Regions from separate parts of the Homo sapiens genome. Here region 1 is linked to region 2. The links are chromatin loops, found by intact Hi-C in ENCODE. Cell type or tissue: heart left ventricle. All regions are shown on one strand. Links, peaks and the distances in the headings refer to the core of each region. The heading gives the core; the rest is flanking DNA.

Region 1 (8,861 bases), core at 649-8,648, 75 kb after region 2:
CATGGACCAGTGTCGGGGAGGGTTTCACGGTTCAAGTGCATTACATTGATTGTGCACTTTATTTCTATAATCATTACATTGTAATATATAATGAAATAATTATACACCTCACCATAATGTAAAATCAGTGGGGGCCCTAAGCTTGTCTTCCTGCAACTAGATGGTCCCATCTGTGATGGGGTGATGGGAGACAGTGGCAGATCATCAGGCATTAGATTCTCACAAGGTGCACACAGCCTGGATCCCTGAGATGCACAGTTCACAACACAGTTCACACTCCTGTGAGAATCCAATGCTGCTGCTGATCTGACAGGAGGCGGAGCTCAGGCAGTAAAGCGAGCAATGAGAGCAACCCTAAATAGAGATGAAATGAAGCCTTGCTCACCTGCCCACTGCTCACCTCCTGCTGTGCAGCTGCTTCCTAACAGAGCACAGACCAGTGCCAGTCCATGGCCCGGGGGCTGGGGACCCCTACCCCGGGAACCCCTACCCTCGGGGTATGTAGAAAGATTGTTGCCTATTTGAGAATCATGATCAAAGGTTTCAAGTGAGCGGATGCCCCTCCTCCCCTCCTGAGCAGACTGCGTGGACGTGGGCTTTGTATCTGTGACTGGGCCTCCCCTGGAACCCTGGCCTTCCTGTCCAGGGACTGGCGTATGCCTAGACCTGCCTATCACCTGCTCTGTTGGGATTGGGCTCCCGTTGGGGGTGAGTTTCCTGAGTCTGAGCTTTCCTTTGGTGCTTGCCAGGAGCTTGTTTTAGCCTTTGGGCATCATACCTACAACAATCGGGCTGCACCCCTAGCTTCTGCAGGGAGCGGTACATTCCCAGGCCTCATTTAGTCAGGCTAAGCCTCTATCGCCAAGCCTGGTTCTGCCCATCCCAGAGTCTTTCACACTTGTGCCCAGACCCCAGTCCTATTAGGACTCAACGGAAGTTTTGAATGAAAATTGGGAAGATTCACTTGCAAAGGCGTGCTGGTGGAATGCTTGTGGGTATTTCAAAGTTCCTCATGGAGAATGTAATTCTGTAGATACAGCAAGTATAAACGATCATTGCTTTTATATGGATTATTGGAGGATTTAATTAGACAATGCAAGTTGAAAGCAAGCACATTGAATATTGTAAAGTTGCAGTGCTAGTTAAAGACAGCAGAACCTTAAATAATAGGTGGTTTTGTTCTTGGAAGAGGGTTTCCTAAATATAAATAATTAAAATAAATTGGACAGCAAATTGGGGGAAAATATAGCAATGTTGCCAAATACGACAGCATCTCACACTATGATAAAGTTGTATCTCTGCGTTGTGTGTACATGTGCATATGTATGCACACGCATGTGTGTACGGGGGCTGGGTGCGCTGAAGGGTAGATGGATGGTGTTTATTGAGGGCTGGGTGAAGTAGTCAGACTCAACTTGATTTTTCTAAGCCATTAAGCTCTCATTTGCATTTTAGATATTCTATTTATCAGCTATCCTTGCTTTACATTAATTATAGTTTTCAAGCATTTGTAAATATTTCCTTAAAAATCCTGCCTTCAGTTTGTGTTCCTCTTCGTTTTTCTTCCCCTTTTCTCTTGAGAGCAGCCTGTGAATCGATGGTTTCATTACTGTCTTCTGCCCATCCTCCACCAGGTTTTTGTCTAAGTTCCTCCACCTTGGTTTCCTTGGTGATGTGCAAGCCCCTCGGTTTCCAGCCCTTGCCCTTGGTGCTGGCTCCACTGGGGACAGACACTGCTTTATGGCCCTCCTTTCACATCTCCACATCACCCTGGTGTCCCAGATCCCTCAAAGTGCATGACAAGGCAGCTGTCCCCAGATGCTCTTTACAACGGCCAGCTCTCTATTAGACAACACAGGAAAAACTTTCTTTCTCACGTCCTCTGGACACAGAAAAGAGGGAAAAGTCTACATTTCATGTGTTCAATTGAAAAATGATCTCTAAAATTACTTAAGACTCATGGATCCTTCTCTTCCCAGCCGGGCTTCTGATGAGCACATCCTACACTTACTGCTGCGGTTCCTGACCTTCAGTGCACTTTACAGCCACCCAAAAGCAGGCTTTGTCTCAAACACTTCCTGGAAATCGCTTTTGCTGAGGCCACTGTTGATCTCCTAAACAATAAATCCAATGGGTATGCTTCAGTATTTGTCTATTTGTCCTTTCTGAAGCATTGGGAGATTTTGATCTTTTATTCTTGACTTTTCTGTCTCTCCTGTCATTCTCAAGCCTTTTCCTCTTCCTACCCAGTTAAATGTTGGGGTTTCCAGGGTTCCACCAGGGGCCATTACTCGTCATTGCTTTATGTTGTCCTTGGGTGATCTCATTAACCACCACAGTCATGCATGTGGCTACCTTTCCAGCCCAGATTGCTCATAAATAGCTCTAAGATATATATTCTATTTGTTTATTGGCTGTTTCTACCTCGATGTCCCATGAGCATCTTAAATGCAACAGAACTAGAAATAAAATTATCATATTTCCCTAAAACATCCTCTTTCTAAATTTGGCATTAGATTAATGATATCAGGATCAACCTAGTCAAGGAGAATGGAATCTACTAAATTGACTCCAGAAGAGACAGAAAACAGAACAATATAACAATGCATGCTATTAAAGCTATTGCTAAATTAACATAAAAATATGCCATGCCAAGATGGCGTTAGAAGCAAATTAATTCCACTTTCCATGGAATGATATTTCTCTATTTAAGCTTATTTAAACTATTATAGAAAGAATCCTCCAAAATTCTTTTAAATAATGACAGCATACCACTGACACTGAAAGATGATAGAATAGTTCTAAAATAGATGATTATCTTGAATATTACAAAAATCTTTACATAATTACCAAAGAAATTTAGCAGTACATTGCACAAAAAAAAAATGCCGTGACTGAGTGGCATTTATTTCCTGAATACATGGGTAGATAAAAAAAAATTACAAATGGGTCAAATTAATATATACTAGTAATATATTAGAGGAGGTAAATTATATAACTTACATAGAAGGTAGGAGAAGAGGCATGTTAACAAATGTCAACCTTCATTTCTGATGTTAAAAATCAGTGGTAAGGCAAGAATTGACAGATTTCTTTTTTAAGCCAGCATGAAGCTTAATGATAAAATGCTAAAACATACCTATTAAAGTGTGGAATAAGACGAGGATCCTAACCATTGCTACAACTACTTAAAACTGCCATTGAAATGGCAGCCAACAGTGTTAAATGAGAAATAACTAGAAAGTTTGAATACTGGAAAGAAGAATTACAACAACCTGAAAACATAAAGAGAATTACCCAAAAGATTACAAAATATACCTACATAGCTGCACTATATATAAATAATTATCAGTGAGAAAATATAGTAAAAGACATTGAAATAAGTACACCATTTACAACAGCAAACAAATAAAACAAAATAAAAATTAAAAAAAGATTAAATATATATGAATGGATTTAAAAGATGATGTATAAATTTATATAAAGAAAACTTTAAAACTCTACTGAGAGACTTAAAAGAAGGCTTAATGATGTCATACTTTAAAAGTATAACAACTGTACCCAAAGTGTTCTGTAAATTCAATGTGACCTTTTCTGGAAAACCAGAAAGTCTAGATTTCTTATGAGAAGGAAAAATAAACGTGTGAGAATATCTTGGAAAACTGTGGAAAGAATGGGTAGAAACTCCCCAGTAAGATAATAAAACTCTGCTGTCCAATATGGTAGCCACTAGCCACATGTGGCTATTTGAAATTTAAGTTTAAATTAATTAGAAATTTATAAAATAAAAAATTCACGTCCTTAGTCACACTAGCCACATCTCCAGGCTCAATGTGATGGTGGCTACTATACTGGACAGAGTAAACAGTGAATATTTTCATCATTGTAGACGGTTCTATTGGACAATACTCTACCGAAGCATGTTATTAATGAAAAGAGTTTGGTTGGCCCTGGAGAAGAAATAGTTAAGAACAGAATCGAGTCCAAAAGTAGATCAAAATAAAGTAGAATTTAGATTGTGATATAGGTTGTGTTTCAAAGGTGGGAAAAAGAGAGGCTACTTTTTATATGGTGTTGGGGCAATTGACTAATCATTTTAAAAAATGTACAGCTAGATCTTTATCTCATTATTTAAACCAATGTAAATTTCAGTTAGAGCAAATAATTAAAATGTAAAAACAGAATTAAGCAAAATCCCTTACTGTCCTTGAGGAAAAGATCAATGGATTTATTTGTAAACTTTAAGTGGGGGTATTCGTAATACCTATAACTGACAAAGGGTTAATTTCCTTAATTTACAAATAACTAATACCAATCAATGAGAAAAAAATAACCAAAACAATAGAAAAATGGGTAAAGGATATACATAGAGGCTTCATAAAAAAAGTATAAATGGTCAATGATCACATGAAAAGATACTAAACTTCATTTATCACCAAAAAGAACCTAAATAGTTCAGTGTATATTCCCTACAAACAAGGACATTCTCCTACATAATCGTAACACAAGCACTGAAATGCAACAAACACCGGTATATTACTACCACTTTATCCCCAACTCATTCACATATTGCCAGTTGTCCCAATAACATCCTTAATAGCAAAAAGATCAATCCAGAATCACATGTTGCATTATTTGTGATGTCTCTTTATTCTCCTATCTAAAACAGTTCTTCAGTTTTGTTTTGTTTTTTTTTTCCTTGACTTTCATGCCCTGGACATTTTAAAAGGTTACAGGGCAGTTTTGTTTTTTAAAAATTGAACATCCCTCAATTGGGGTTTGTCTGACACTTCCTAATGATTAGAGTCAGGTTTTGCATTTCTGGCAGATATATCCCACTGTGCTCCATCAGCTGCCACGTGCTTTTAATTTGTCCATTTCATAGCCATGTTAACCTTGATCCTTCAATTAAGATTGTCAGTTTCTGGTTGGGCATGGTGGCTCATGCCTGTAATCCCAGCACTTTGGGAGGCCAAGGCGGGTGGATCACGAGGTCAGGAGATCAAGACCATCCTGGCTAACAAGGTGAAACCCCATGTCTAATAAAAATACAAAAAATTAGCTGGGCGTGGTGGTGGGTGCCTGTAGTTCCAGCTACTCGGGAGGCTGAGGCAGGAGAATGGCATGAACCTGGGAGGCATAGCTTGCAGTGAGCCGAGATCGTGCCACTGCAATCCAGCCTGGGCGATGAGCGAGACTCCGTCTCAAAAAAAAAAAAAAGATTATCAGTTTCCAAAGTAAAGTTACTCTTCTTCCCTTTATAATTAATGTGCATTTTGTTGGGAGATAATATGAAATAATGGTAAATATACAATTTTTCATCAAACTTTTATTCATTTATTCATTTATATTAATATGGAGTCATTAATTCCTAATGTAGTCTATGGGTTATAGCCCATTTTACTATCATTTATTTTGAAGGTCAAAGGGTCCCTGACTTGGCAATTGGGCAACCCTTTTGAGCCAGCATCTGTGTCCCCTGCACATGTCTCCTTTGCTCTTTAAGCATTTTCTTTCTTTTTGACATGGCTCTGTTCCAAGATCATTCTTGGACTTTTCCTGCCTTAGTTCTGGAATTGGCCATTTCTCAAGGAGCTTTGGTTCCTTTTTAGGGAGAATGGTACTTAGAAACCAAAATCCAGGTACCAGATGTGCTCACTGCTTTTGGGGTGCCACTGCTCCCGGGCCCTCACAGTGAACATAGCTATACACACATACACATAGTTACAACCATGCTCATTTCCACAGCTACCTTTATCTATAATGAAAATCATGAGTTTATGCCAGTATCTCAACTCTAATCCAATACCCCAGAGTATTTTCAAATTCTCTATCTTTTCATATTTGTAACTCTCTTGGCTCCCATTATCCTTTTTATATTTATTCATTTGATCTACCCCTGTATGTAACCAATATCCCACTGCTCTGTACTCCTTCTTCATCCCAATGCAGATGCCTTTCTGGTCACTCTGGTATTCTGATCCCACTTGCAGGGCCATTGGCAGTGCTTCCCAACCACACAGATGTCTTCCTCACTCTTCTTAGGCCCTGACACCCCTCCCTGGACCACAGTGGCTCCCTCTGCCACTGCAGGTAGACGCTGACTGCACGTGCTCAGCTCCATTTGGTGGCTTTGGGCTGAATTATTGAGGAAGAGGAAGAGAATGAGCACTGCATTATGCTACCCTCCCCTCATACCCTCATGACCTGTTTGCTTATTTTCCTAGTTACAAACCAGACTTGGTAGGAGTGCAAAACCAAGAGGCTCAACCATTTCGACTGCTTACATTGGTAACTCTTATAGGGGGAGGAACGAGGAAGTCATCTTTTACTACGGGAAGATATACCATATTAAGTAGAATGTTTTCATGAGTCATTTTATTATGCGCAATTGATTTAAATACCGAGAATTACAACAAATGTGTTCTTGTCCAAAGGCTTCTGTAAAAACTCCATTACATAGATATATGCCTAGATTCTAAGTTATGAAAAATAATCAAATACGGTAAAGGTGCAAGTCCACCTGTGTATATAAGCTTGATATTTCCATGCTATTGGTAGATAAGATAAATTTAAAAAATTTGTTCATCATGGGGAATTTTAAGACAATTATTTAAATTGACCTCAGCTATCTGTCCCTTTACTCTATAAAACAGTGACTTTACCATATGGTAAATATTATGGAAACCAAGTGTTAATGTTTTCATTAAACCAATGATGGAATAGTACACAGGATTATAAAATGTTTCTGTGAAGTATGAGACAGTTGCATAATTTACACATAAGCATTGAAGAATCACTACATAGCCTGGAGGAGAATTGCTAACTCTGTCAAAAAAAGGTCAGCTTTAAGTGTTGCTGTCATAATGGTAGAGTTAAGAGCCAAAGGGAATTTAAAAAAAAGGTGGTGGGAGAGAAAGATTCTGTGATAGAATCTATCATGTAAGCCTAGGAGAAAAAATTTAGTATTGTCAAATAAGGCTCCAGTGAAGTAATGAAGAATTTTATTAAGTTCTTATTATTTGAACGAAGACATTTTTCCATTTTAAGACACTTCAGATCTGTTTAATGTGTGTTTAAATAGGGCATAAAACCAACCAGACAGTTCACCAGGTCAACTTTTGGCTGCCTTGGGATGAACCACATTTTTCCCCCCAATACAGCTATTCACTGATTTAAAGAGCTTGCTGTTTCTTACTTAACATGTCCTATATCTTCCATTGAACTGAAGAGAGTTTTCCTTTTCAAATATTCAAGGTTATGCCCTTCAGTACAAACTGGGTGCAACAAAGAACAGAAATTATTTTGTTCTCAGCAAAAGTAAGGGGAAGAGATACATGTATTTAACAGAGAAATTTAGTGGCTGCTTCAGTATGCGTTAACCAATTTAATCCCTTCAACATGCCTCTGCAGTAGATATCATCCATGTGCTTTGGAAGAGGAAGTTAATGCTCAGAGGTTATGGTCCTCAGCCCATAGAAATGGGTGCATCCGCTTGGAAGCTCCACCTTCTAAGGCCATGGTGAGTGCTCTGTCCACTCTGGTGGTCTCTGCTTTATTTTCAGTGGGGATATTTTTTAATGAAGGCCCTCCAGTGAATTTTCTTTGTCCTCATGTTCAACACTTACTGTGTTGAATTGAATACTTGGCACTTTTTCACATTTTAGAAAGATATTCTGCATTATAGAATGGATTACACATTGGTATTACAATATCTAAACTTTGATAGTTCTATAAATGCTTTAGAAGGAATATATTTGGGTCACAGGTAAAGTCCATTAAAGAGCAGAAAGTTAGTACATTATTCTGTCCTTCTGTTCATCGTCTGGATGTAATTGTCTGTGTACTCACCTGACTGCTCTGTAATCTTTAATAAGATTTTTAAAAGTATGTGGAAGCGTAGGCCGTGACTCTCATGAGCATGACGGGTGACAATGGTCCTCATGGAGACATTTGCCAAAGCTCAATTAACAAGACATTTGGTAGAGAACTGAGGTCCCCCAACAGGCGTGGTTTGATGTTCATGGAGACTTTTAGGGGCTCGGCTCAAGAACTTCACACATATACTCTTACTGTGCAATGGAGGGTTGATTTCAATTGACTGTCTTTGCCTTGTTCACTGCTGAGTTGCAATGGCTTTTCTTTCTTTAAAAGAAAGAATGTGAAGGTAAAATAAAGAATATGTTTGTGTACTTTAGACATATGGAAGTTTTCAGTTGTTAGTTTACAGTACGATATTTACAATATGATATTTCCTTTGTGTCACATGCTTTACATCAAATTATGGCTTGGATATGTTGTCTTGTTCAGGTATTAACTAGGTTGATGTATGCTTATTTCATGCATTATGAAAAAGTCAATACAAAGGAAAATTCAAAACTCAGTAATGTCATAATATTCCTTTAGAATAAACATTATGTAGCAGTTGTCTCATTTTGTGTTACCCTCATCTGTGAAATTAGGCAATCCCTGTAGCATAACCTGTCAATATTAACAATTATTTGTTGTGGGTATCATTCAATCTCTACTTTATGCCCAACCACTCAATGTAGTTTTCTTTTAATTATAGATTTAGAAATTGATTAATGAAATATAAAATGCCAGATCAACTTACAACTACTTTCAACCTTGCCCATCCAAATCCATTTCTCGTCCTTTTGCAAAGCTCCACTTTCATGCTGAGGCGGACTGCCACATTAATACTGCTTAGATCTACTCCAGCTAGTCTGCACTAAGGCTACTGACTATTCTTTATTAAGGCTACTGAGAAATTTGGATGGTAAGATGCTCTATTTCAGGGCCACTCATCACGTTTCCTGATAAATACTAACAACAGTTCACTGTGTACTTCCTTTACTAAA
Region 2 (8,861 bases), core at 618-8,617:
GGTGACTCAAATAATCCCTGGATACACTGGGAAAATGTCTAAATATTAGCACTATGCTTGATTTTTACATTCGGGATCAATCTGTATCTATTTCTATCTTTGAAAAAAATCCTTGCAAGTTTGTGAGATCGCCTGCTCATTGATCAGAAGGTAACAATCGTCTTCTGTAATAGCAACGCACAAGGAATGGAGGAAAATCTTTTTAAAGAAATCGAAAGAAACAGAACTTTGAACTAATCTGGTTTAGATTACTTAATATTATTAAAGAGTATTAAGGTTAGCCAAATGGTCAGGAAATTTAGATGTTTTCAAATTGTGTGCCATTTAAAACAACCATTGGGGACTGGGCATGGTGGCTCACACCTGTAATCCCAGCACTCTGGGAGGCCAAGGAGGGTGGATCACCTGAGGTCAGGAGTTTGAGACCAGCCTGTTAACATGGTGAAACCCTATCTCTACTAATAAATAAATAAATAAATAAATAAATAATACATAAATTAGCTGGGCGTGGTGGCAGATGCCTGTAATCCCAGCTACTCAGGAGGCCGAGGCAGGAGAATTGCTTGAACCCAGAGGTGGAGGTTGCAGTGAGCCGAGATCGTGCCATTGCACTCCAGCCTGGGTGACAGAGCAAGACTCCATCTCAAAAATACAAAACAAAAAGCCATGGGCCCAGTGATAGTTTCCCATAACAATTCCTCCTCCATTCTGAATTTCTTATGCTTCATTTTAGTGCAAATGTGGTTCCATGAAAAATGGTAAGACACTGGATTACGCTACCAAAAGAGTTGGGTCTTGCCACTTGTGAAAGTGCAGGAGGAGCTGGCTTAAGCCCATCCTATCCCCCAGCCCCTCGACTGTCGAGGTCGGTCTTCCTTTCTGTTTCTGTTGCCACCACCGCACGTTGTCCCTTATGGTCTGTCTCCAAATTTACCTTCCTGTTGGAATAACCTCCCCACCGCCCTCTCCTGCCTTCTCTCTATCCCTTTAAATTCACCCTTTTCCACTGCCTACTTAAACCTTCGTTAGCTCAGCTCGTGTTGCATTTCTCCACTGGGGAAAACCTTCAGAAATGTACCATTATCTGTTGAATAAATTTCAGCTCCCCTGGCCTGGCATTAAGCCCTACGTGATGGGCTTCAGGCCAATTGTCTTCTAATCCTCCCTCACAGCAACATCAGGATCCAGTTAAACCACGATTGTTACCCCCAGACAAGAGTCAGGGCCTCCCCACCTCCTCATCTGGCCTTGAGTCATTTCTTCCTGCTGGAGTTCCTTCCCCAGCTCTGCTTATGAAAATCTGTGAAGGTGCCTTGATCTCTGAATCACCAGAGTCGGAAGACATTTGTCTTTCTTTTAAGCGCTAGCAATGTTGGTGCTTCTCTAGAGGCCCTTGACAAATACCACGTTCTGAAGTTACTGTGAAAATATCTCATTTACAAGAATTAGGCTCCGTGGTGTCTATCAACTCAGTCGATGTTCAAGAGACGTTTGTTGGAAAAGGAATATGAAGAGAAATCTAGCTGCCTGAGGAAACGGGGCGGGCCCATAGTTGCATCCGGGTCTCTGGCCCCGTGGGCTGCAGATGCCCCGCAGGCCAGCTCGGGCGGGCAGAGGGGTCATCTTGCAGGGTGACCCGCAGGCCAGCTCGGGCAGGCAGAGGGTCATCTTGCAGGGTGACCCGCAGGCCAGCTCTGGCGGGCAGAGGGGTCATCTTGCAGGGTGACCCGCAGGCCAGCTCTGGCGGGCAGAGGGTCATCTTGCAGGGTGACCCGCAGGCCAGCTCTGGCGGGCAGAGGGGTCATCTTGCAGGGTGACCCGCAGGCCAGCTCTGGCGGGCAGAGGGGACATCTTGCAGGGTGACCCGCAGGCCAGCTCGGGCAGGCAGAGGGTCATCTTGCAGGGTGACCCGCAGGCCAGCTCTGGCGGGCAGAGGGGTCATCTAGAGGCGGAGCAGAAACCTGAGAACCCAGACTCAGGGAGAGGCCGCTGGGCAGCCGGGCACTGAAGCCAGGAACACCGGCATTTGAGGTAAATGGCCAGGCCAGTGCCTTCCAGAAAGGAAGTCCATGTTCCGAGGAGTGGGAGAAACCGTTTGCTTACGAACCTTTGACCAGGAAAGCAGAGGGGCAAAGAGGCCAGTCAGAGGCAGAGAGGAGGCCCCACCGACGCAACCCTACCCGCCAATGCCCCTTCCTCTCCCTGACCCGGACCTCACGCTGAACTCATGCGCATCCGATTTCATTTAACTAAGGACATTTTTAAGTGACCATTGTGTGGAAGGCACTAGCTTAAGTGCTCTCCCATTGAGTCATGACACAGTAATAGCGACAGTGCTAACACCGTTGAATATTTTCTAGTGCCAGGAGCTGAACTGTGCCTAAATGCATTATTTCATCTAATCTTAGTAACTCAACTGTGAGGCAGGTGCTATGATTAGCATCCTTACTGAAAGTTGAGGCAATGGAGGCTTGGAGAAGTGAAGTGGTTTGCCCAGGTTCCCAGGAGTAAGTGGAGGCAGCCGCAGGTCCAGGGGTGGGGGCAGGCTGCGGGGCGCTCAGCCCCTTCTCCCCACCTTCTTCCCATTGGCTCAGTCCCTTGCATTTTCACAGGCGCAGGGGCAGCAATACTTTTTAGATTTGGGTCTGGTCAACGTTTTTGGTCCCTTGGAAAATTCTCTCCTACAAAATAGGTTATGAATGTAACCCAATCCCCATTAAGATGGTCACTCAGTGATTGCTGTGTGTGTGTGTGTGTGTGTGTGTGTGTGTGTGTGTGTGTGTGTGCGCGCGCGCGCGTGCATGCGCACATGTGCGTATGATAATTAAGTGAATTTGGAGTTGGCACAGGGTGGGGATTGGCCGTGACTTCTGGGTAGGGTAGTGGGTAACTGGAAGAGGACTGAGGCCGGGCGTGGTGGCTCATGCCTGTAATCCCAGCACTCTGGGAGGCCGAAGTGGGCAGATCATCTGAGGTCAGGAGTTCGAGACCAGACTGACTAACGTGGTCATTATAAACTGACCAACCCAGTCTCTACTAAAAATACAAAATTAGCCAAGTGTGGTGGTGCATGCCTGTAATCCCAGCTACTCGGGAGGCTGAGGCAGGAGAATCACTTGAACCTGGGAGGCGGAGGTTGCGGTGAGCCGAGATGGCACCACTGCACTCCAGCCTGGGCAACAAGAGTGAAACTCCACCTCAAAATAAAATAAAATAAAAAAGAAAAAGAAAAAAAAAACAGAAGAGGACTGAGTGGTGCTGTGGTCAAGGTGGGGGGCACAAGCTCTGTCCCTGCCCTGGCACCAGCTCCCCCTGTCCCCACTCCCGGTCTTCATTTCCTCATAGGTAAAGCAGGGAGCAGAATAACTCCCTCCTGGACTAGTACAGGGCTGGGGAGGACAACATGCGCCACACGTAGTGAGGATTTACCCGATGGACATGCTGTGATGGCTGGGACTGGTATTTAGACTGCAGCTATTAATAGAATGACATTGCAGAACTGGATTCATGATAAGGCTTCCTTAACTTTCATTTAATTCTATTTCAAATGAAATCTTAAGTATTTTAAAAAATTAAAAATATTTAGAAATAAATATTGAGGAGGTCAATGAAAAAGAATGAAGTTATTTACAAAAGAAAAACTGACTCAAGATTCATATGAGAACAACAACTACTCTTAACCTATAATGTCCCTAAGTGAATTGATTTGGAAATAGTTAGGAAAAGGAACCGCATCGTGAAAGCCATCTTGGAACTGATTAGGTTCTAACGCATTTAATGCCAAATCAGGAGAGCCAGTAAACTAAAACAATGAGATCAAAGCCGCAGCAAATACTCTGCACACCAGCGAGTCCTGACACATGGGAACTGGCGCAGGGTTCAGTCGGTCCACGGCCAAACTCAGTTTCTGCTCATGTGGGGTAGATATCAGTGCACGGAATTCCAAATTTGTTGGTGTGGTTTCCAGCGACCAGTTCCAGGCTCCCATCTGCATGCCACAGTCTAGCATCTCAATGGCAACTGGCTGACCTTGAGCCTGTCCTCGCTGATGGAGGGACTGCTTTTATCACTGTGTTTCACCTTTGCTGGGCACGACCTTCTGATCTCACTGTGGCAGTTCACAGTTAATTGCACTAAGGAAGGGCCGCATCTGAATAAGTCCCTCCTGAAGAACATGCAATCTGAATTCACATGTATTTCTCTTTAGAGTGCATTCCATGATGTTTTGCTACACACATACCCCCTAAATTGTAGTTATTTTAGATATTCTGTAGAACTAATTTATGGTCCCTGTATATTCCGGGAAGGTAATTGGGAAAGCCATTCAAAAGTGTTGAGTGGTATAGACGAGTATTTGGTCATAAAAAGTTCTCTATGCATTATTTTTCTTAGATAATCGAGAGCACATTTTATGCTGAAACTTCAGGCAAAGTGATGCATAAAATGAATCAGCATTATAAACTTGGCAACATGGGATTTTTAGTTTTATTAGTTCCCATTCAAAGGTATGACAGTCGCGAAACTCTTTTGTGCTCATTTAGAATTTCAAATGTAGGAGAATGTTAATAAGTGAATCTAATCCTTGTACTGATCCTGCTTAACAGAGCTTATTCTCCTGTTTTTCAGATGAGGAAATCAAGGCCAAGAAACTGTAACAGGTAAGTCCCAAAGTATGGAGGTGGCACACCAGGAGACAGGCCTGTCGGGCTCTTGCCACTGTGACGTCTACCTTTAATGACCTCGGTTACAGAATACCACGCACACGGAGCAATCAGGAAAGAAGGGCATTTCTTTACCACTGTCAGGTTTAAAATTCTTGTGGCTGAAAGCTCAAGATAACTCTGAAGGTGAATCAGACGCCAGCCCCACTTCAAACACCATTAGTGCTTGGCATTTCAAGCGCATGAGACGAAATTGCAATTAAGAAAACCTGAGAATCTCACTGAGCTTCTGCAACTAGCCATTATCACAAGATAAATGTCTTTTTTGAAAAACAAACTAAAAAGATGATACAGAATAAATGTTTGAATAATGTCTAAATTCTGTGGGGAAAAGAAAAGCAAGAACCCGGAGGCCTAGTCTCTCCAAATCATTTCCTTAATTTTTAAGAAAACAACAAAGCCAAATAAATAGCTTCTTCTGTGGTGTTTCTGAAAATGTGGGATTCTGAATGTGAGATCCTGAAAATCTCCAGGAACCTCCAGACCACAAAACCCTCAGCATGGCCACGGTCGGGCCACACCGTTCTGAGGTTTCCCAACTGCGCACGCCACACTCAGAGCAACACATGTACCCCGGTTCCTCGTTCAATTATTTTTCTCTGTTAAATGAGTGGAAAATAATGTCATCCATCTGGCAGGAGACTGGCTGGTGTTCTGTTTCTGGTGTTCTTTGCTCAAATGCTTCCATTCCAAGTGTTAAAAGACTATCTGTGTAAATGGTCAGGGCTCGGGGTGTCCCTTTGGGGTGATCTAAGAGAAGGTCAGGATTGAAAAGAAACATGTAAGAAATGCAGAGCCTCGAAGTGTCCCCAGAGCTGGCTCAGGTGTGACCCAGATCCTGCGGGCTGTGAGGGGCCTGGGCAGCCTCCGCAGGAGGAGGTGAGCATGGCCGTGTGTGCGGCCTGTGGGGACAAACGTGGCGGCGAAGGCTGCTGGGAGGGCTGAGGGTCCCCGGCTTCTGGGGTTGGGAAACTGGCTCTTCCTGGTGAGGGGTCCCTTTCCCTTCTGTAAGAGCAGTGGGGACCAGGTTTCCAAAACGTTGTTCAGATTTTGCAAAGTGAAAGGCAAGAGCTTGCTGTCTTTTTGACCTGCAAGGAACACCAAAGCAAATGCGACCCCAGCATTTGCCTGCCATTTCTCTCCTCAGGGCCCTTGATTCTGCAGCCTGACATTGTCCTGAAAAATCACTTTCGTTCCGACAGCCACCAACCATACGCATAAGACTTTTAAAAGTTAGGTGCAAACTACTCATGTACTATCTGCTGCATGGGAAAAATAATCAGATGGTCTTTGAGGGAAGACACACACACACACACGCACATACACACATTCACATATGTACATATACATATATACAGATACACAAACACATATACACATATCTACACATATGCAAGCACACATCCACAGTCACATACATATCCATATACAAATACACACCTACATATATGCACATACATCTACACGTGTACACATAAACACACACATAAATACACATATGCATATACATACACACATGTACATAAACATCCATACACTTACATACCACATATACATATTTATGTAGTTTTAAAGTGACCTGTTGCGGAAAGTTTTCCCTCAAAAAAGCCTTTTGGGGAGCAGGAAGGGACGATATGGAACTCAGTAAGGAGCCTGTTTCTTTCCAGATGACCAAGGCTCACATTAGGAGGTAAGAACTGTTGAATTCAGCATGGATATACTGCCTGTTCTCAAGATGGTCTTTGACAGCAAAGCCATTTTCTATGGCAGAAATTATGATCATATTATTGATTCTGAAAATTAGTTGCCAATTCTTGACTGACTTAAAGTTTTTTAACACTTTGAAAGGGATTGAGAATAGTAGTATGGTCTTTAAATAATGTTTTTGTAAAACTTGCTTTAGAAACCAAAATTTCATCTTTGTTTCTGCCTCTCTGATACTCTTTACAGAATATTGTTTTATTACTACCTGTGTTATTATGGGTAGTAAACATAAATGTCCCACTTTATGTATCAATAATAAAATAGGCATTATTTTCCTAAAAACAGCTGTACATACTGATATTTCCTGACAATAAATATTTATGGACAACTCACGCCAGTTTTACTTTCCATACCAATTGTAACAGATGTGAGCTCATCATTCAGTCTGGAAGATTTTATAAACCACTGAATAACAAACTCCCATCCATTCCAAAAGACATGGACTATAAAATAGCATGAATTGTCAGTAAATGGTTATCCTGATGAAATATTCCGTTCACCCCTCCACTTGCATAAAGATAGATCATGCTCCAAAATATGCATACTTTTATAGAGGGAAGAATAATTTTTAAAAGTGATTTACACGACAGAACCATGCAATAGAGCATTTTCCTCCAAGTTCAAGACAAGGAGCCTCTGTCATGAAGGGATGGAGTCATTCAGTCCCTTCCAGCAGCCTAGCTGAACAGTGAGGCTCCTTTCAGAGTCTACAGTCAAATCAAACCGGTCGAGGCGGATGGTGCACCTACTGTGGGCAATGTTCTTTGCTAGATGCTGTCATCTACCTGAGAGGAATTTATACAGAGCCGCACATAGTATATGCATCCATGACAGCTCTGCTCCTTATGACACAGGCATCCGAGCTGCTCTGCCTGTGCAGGAGCTGTGGTTATTATTCCTTCCCCATCACGGACGGTGCATTCTTTTCCTTGGACTTCATTTCTGCTCCAGCTCTCTGGGCTGGGCCATTTTCCTAATTGCTTCTCTGGCAAATATCTCCGGGGCCCTTTGGCTTCTCCCGCCATGATGTGAAGCAGAGATTAAAGATGTCAGGATTGTGCTAGGAACTGAGGATACAGTGGTTGACAGAAAAGATCCGGTCTTTGACCTCATGGGGATTCACTCTAGCAGGGAAGAGGAGCTTTAAATAAATCATCACTGCTACTGTGCTGTGGGAGCTTAGACGGGAGATCTAGCCTGGACTGGGGCTGGCGGGGTGGGGGTGCTGCCCGAGTGGGGATGTGTCAGGGGAAGCGGGAGGGACGAACAAGGAAGGAGACAGGGGCGTAAAGGATCACAGGCAAAGAGAAGGGTTTGCGCAAAGGCCCTGCGGTAGGGGAGAGTTGGATCTGTTCAGAAGCAGAGATGAGTCCGGTGGAGTTGCAGGTGGGGTGGGGAGAGGGGTGTCTGGGGGAGGCTGGACAAGCAGGCAGGAGTCAGGTGATGCTGGCCCTGAGGTCCCTGGGATGGGTGGTCACCTTATTCTAAGGGCCAAAAGGAGGCCAAGGAAGGCTCAAGTGGACCAGTGCATGACTGATTTTGAGTCGAGGCTGCTGTTTGGACAATATTTGATGGGTGTGAAGGTCAATGGCTACTGCACTGCCCCAGGCAATGTGATGATAGTGGCTTGGTTTAGGGTGGTAGAGAAATGAAGACCTATTTTGGAAAATTAAAAAACAGCTAGAACATGGTGTTGAATTTGATAAAGTGAGAGAGAGGGATACCTGTATTTCTCTTGTGCAAAGGGATAGATGGCAACAGCTTTAGCAGGGGCAACAGGGGAGGACAAAGGCTTGAGGAGATAGAAGGGCAGGAATTTGCCTTTGGACACATGAAGGCCGAGTCCCTGAGAGGCATCAGAAGGGAGGCGGGGAGCGGGGGTTGGGGGCGGCTCTGGACATCCAGAACTCAAATACCATCAAGATGCTGGAAGAGCACTTATGTGATGTCATGTGTTTCAATACCGGTTTTATTTCTTGCTTTAAAACATCTAGAATAAGATGGTTTTAAAAATCTAAAATAAAAATATCTAAAATAAAATAACATTAATCTGTTAAACACACTATGAGCTTTAATGAGCAATTTTCTAATAATCACTCACATCTCCCAGTTCCTAGTTCAAGGCTCTCTGCCAGACCACTGTTCTTCAGCATGTGCATGGAAGAAATTCATGCCCGTGAACTCTGTGGGGCCAGAGGGCAGTGATACCGGCTGGAACGGAAGATGACTCCCCTCTAAAGGAGCTGACAGTCTGGGACTGAGGTCAGAACGTCCAGCAGCTGCTGGCCTGGCCCCGGGCTGGCAGCAAACTCTCTGAACCTTGGCTTGTTTTTATGCAGGATGGCAAGAGGGACAAGATAATCTTCCAGAAAACCT

What was found. A loop is a pair of places that touch in the nucleus more often than their neighbours do. Peaks named below come from ENCODE experiments on the same cell type or tissue, not always from the same donor. Only the 100,000 strongest peaks of a DNase experiment are listed, where the experiment ranks them.
Region 1: it touches region 2 in a loop (2.7-fold over the local background); 4 of 110 quality-filtered maps call a loop at or near these places.

The regions. Positions count from the first base shown.
Region 1 is chr6:163,209,143-163,218,003 of GRCh38, reverse strand. The region is part of intron 4 of PACRG (parkin coregulated); the gene reads right to left. It overlaps LOC105378095 (a long non-coding RNA gene), which reads right to left and starts at 8,728. Exons shown (of 2, transcript XR_943198.3): 1 at 8,615-8,728; 2 at 6,364-8,145. In heart left ventricle, for the core only: no CTCF peak of the experiment used is centred there; no DNase peak of the experiment used is centred there; H3K4me3 peaks cover 1,929 bases; H3K27ac peaks cover 1,899 bases.
Region 2 is chr6:163,284,204-163,293,064 of GRCh38, reverse strand. All of the region lies in intron 4 of PACRG (parkin coregulated), which reads right to left. Among named protein-coding and RNA genes, the nearest start is that of PACRG-AS1, 36 kb to the left of the region's middle. RefSeq lists enhancers at 1,180-1,685, 1,686-2,192. In heart left ventricle, for the core only: no CTCF peak of the experiment used is centred there; a DNase peak (open chromatin) is centred at 3,906; H3K27ac peaks cover 2,694 bases.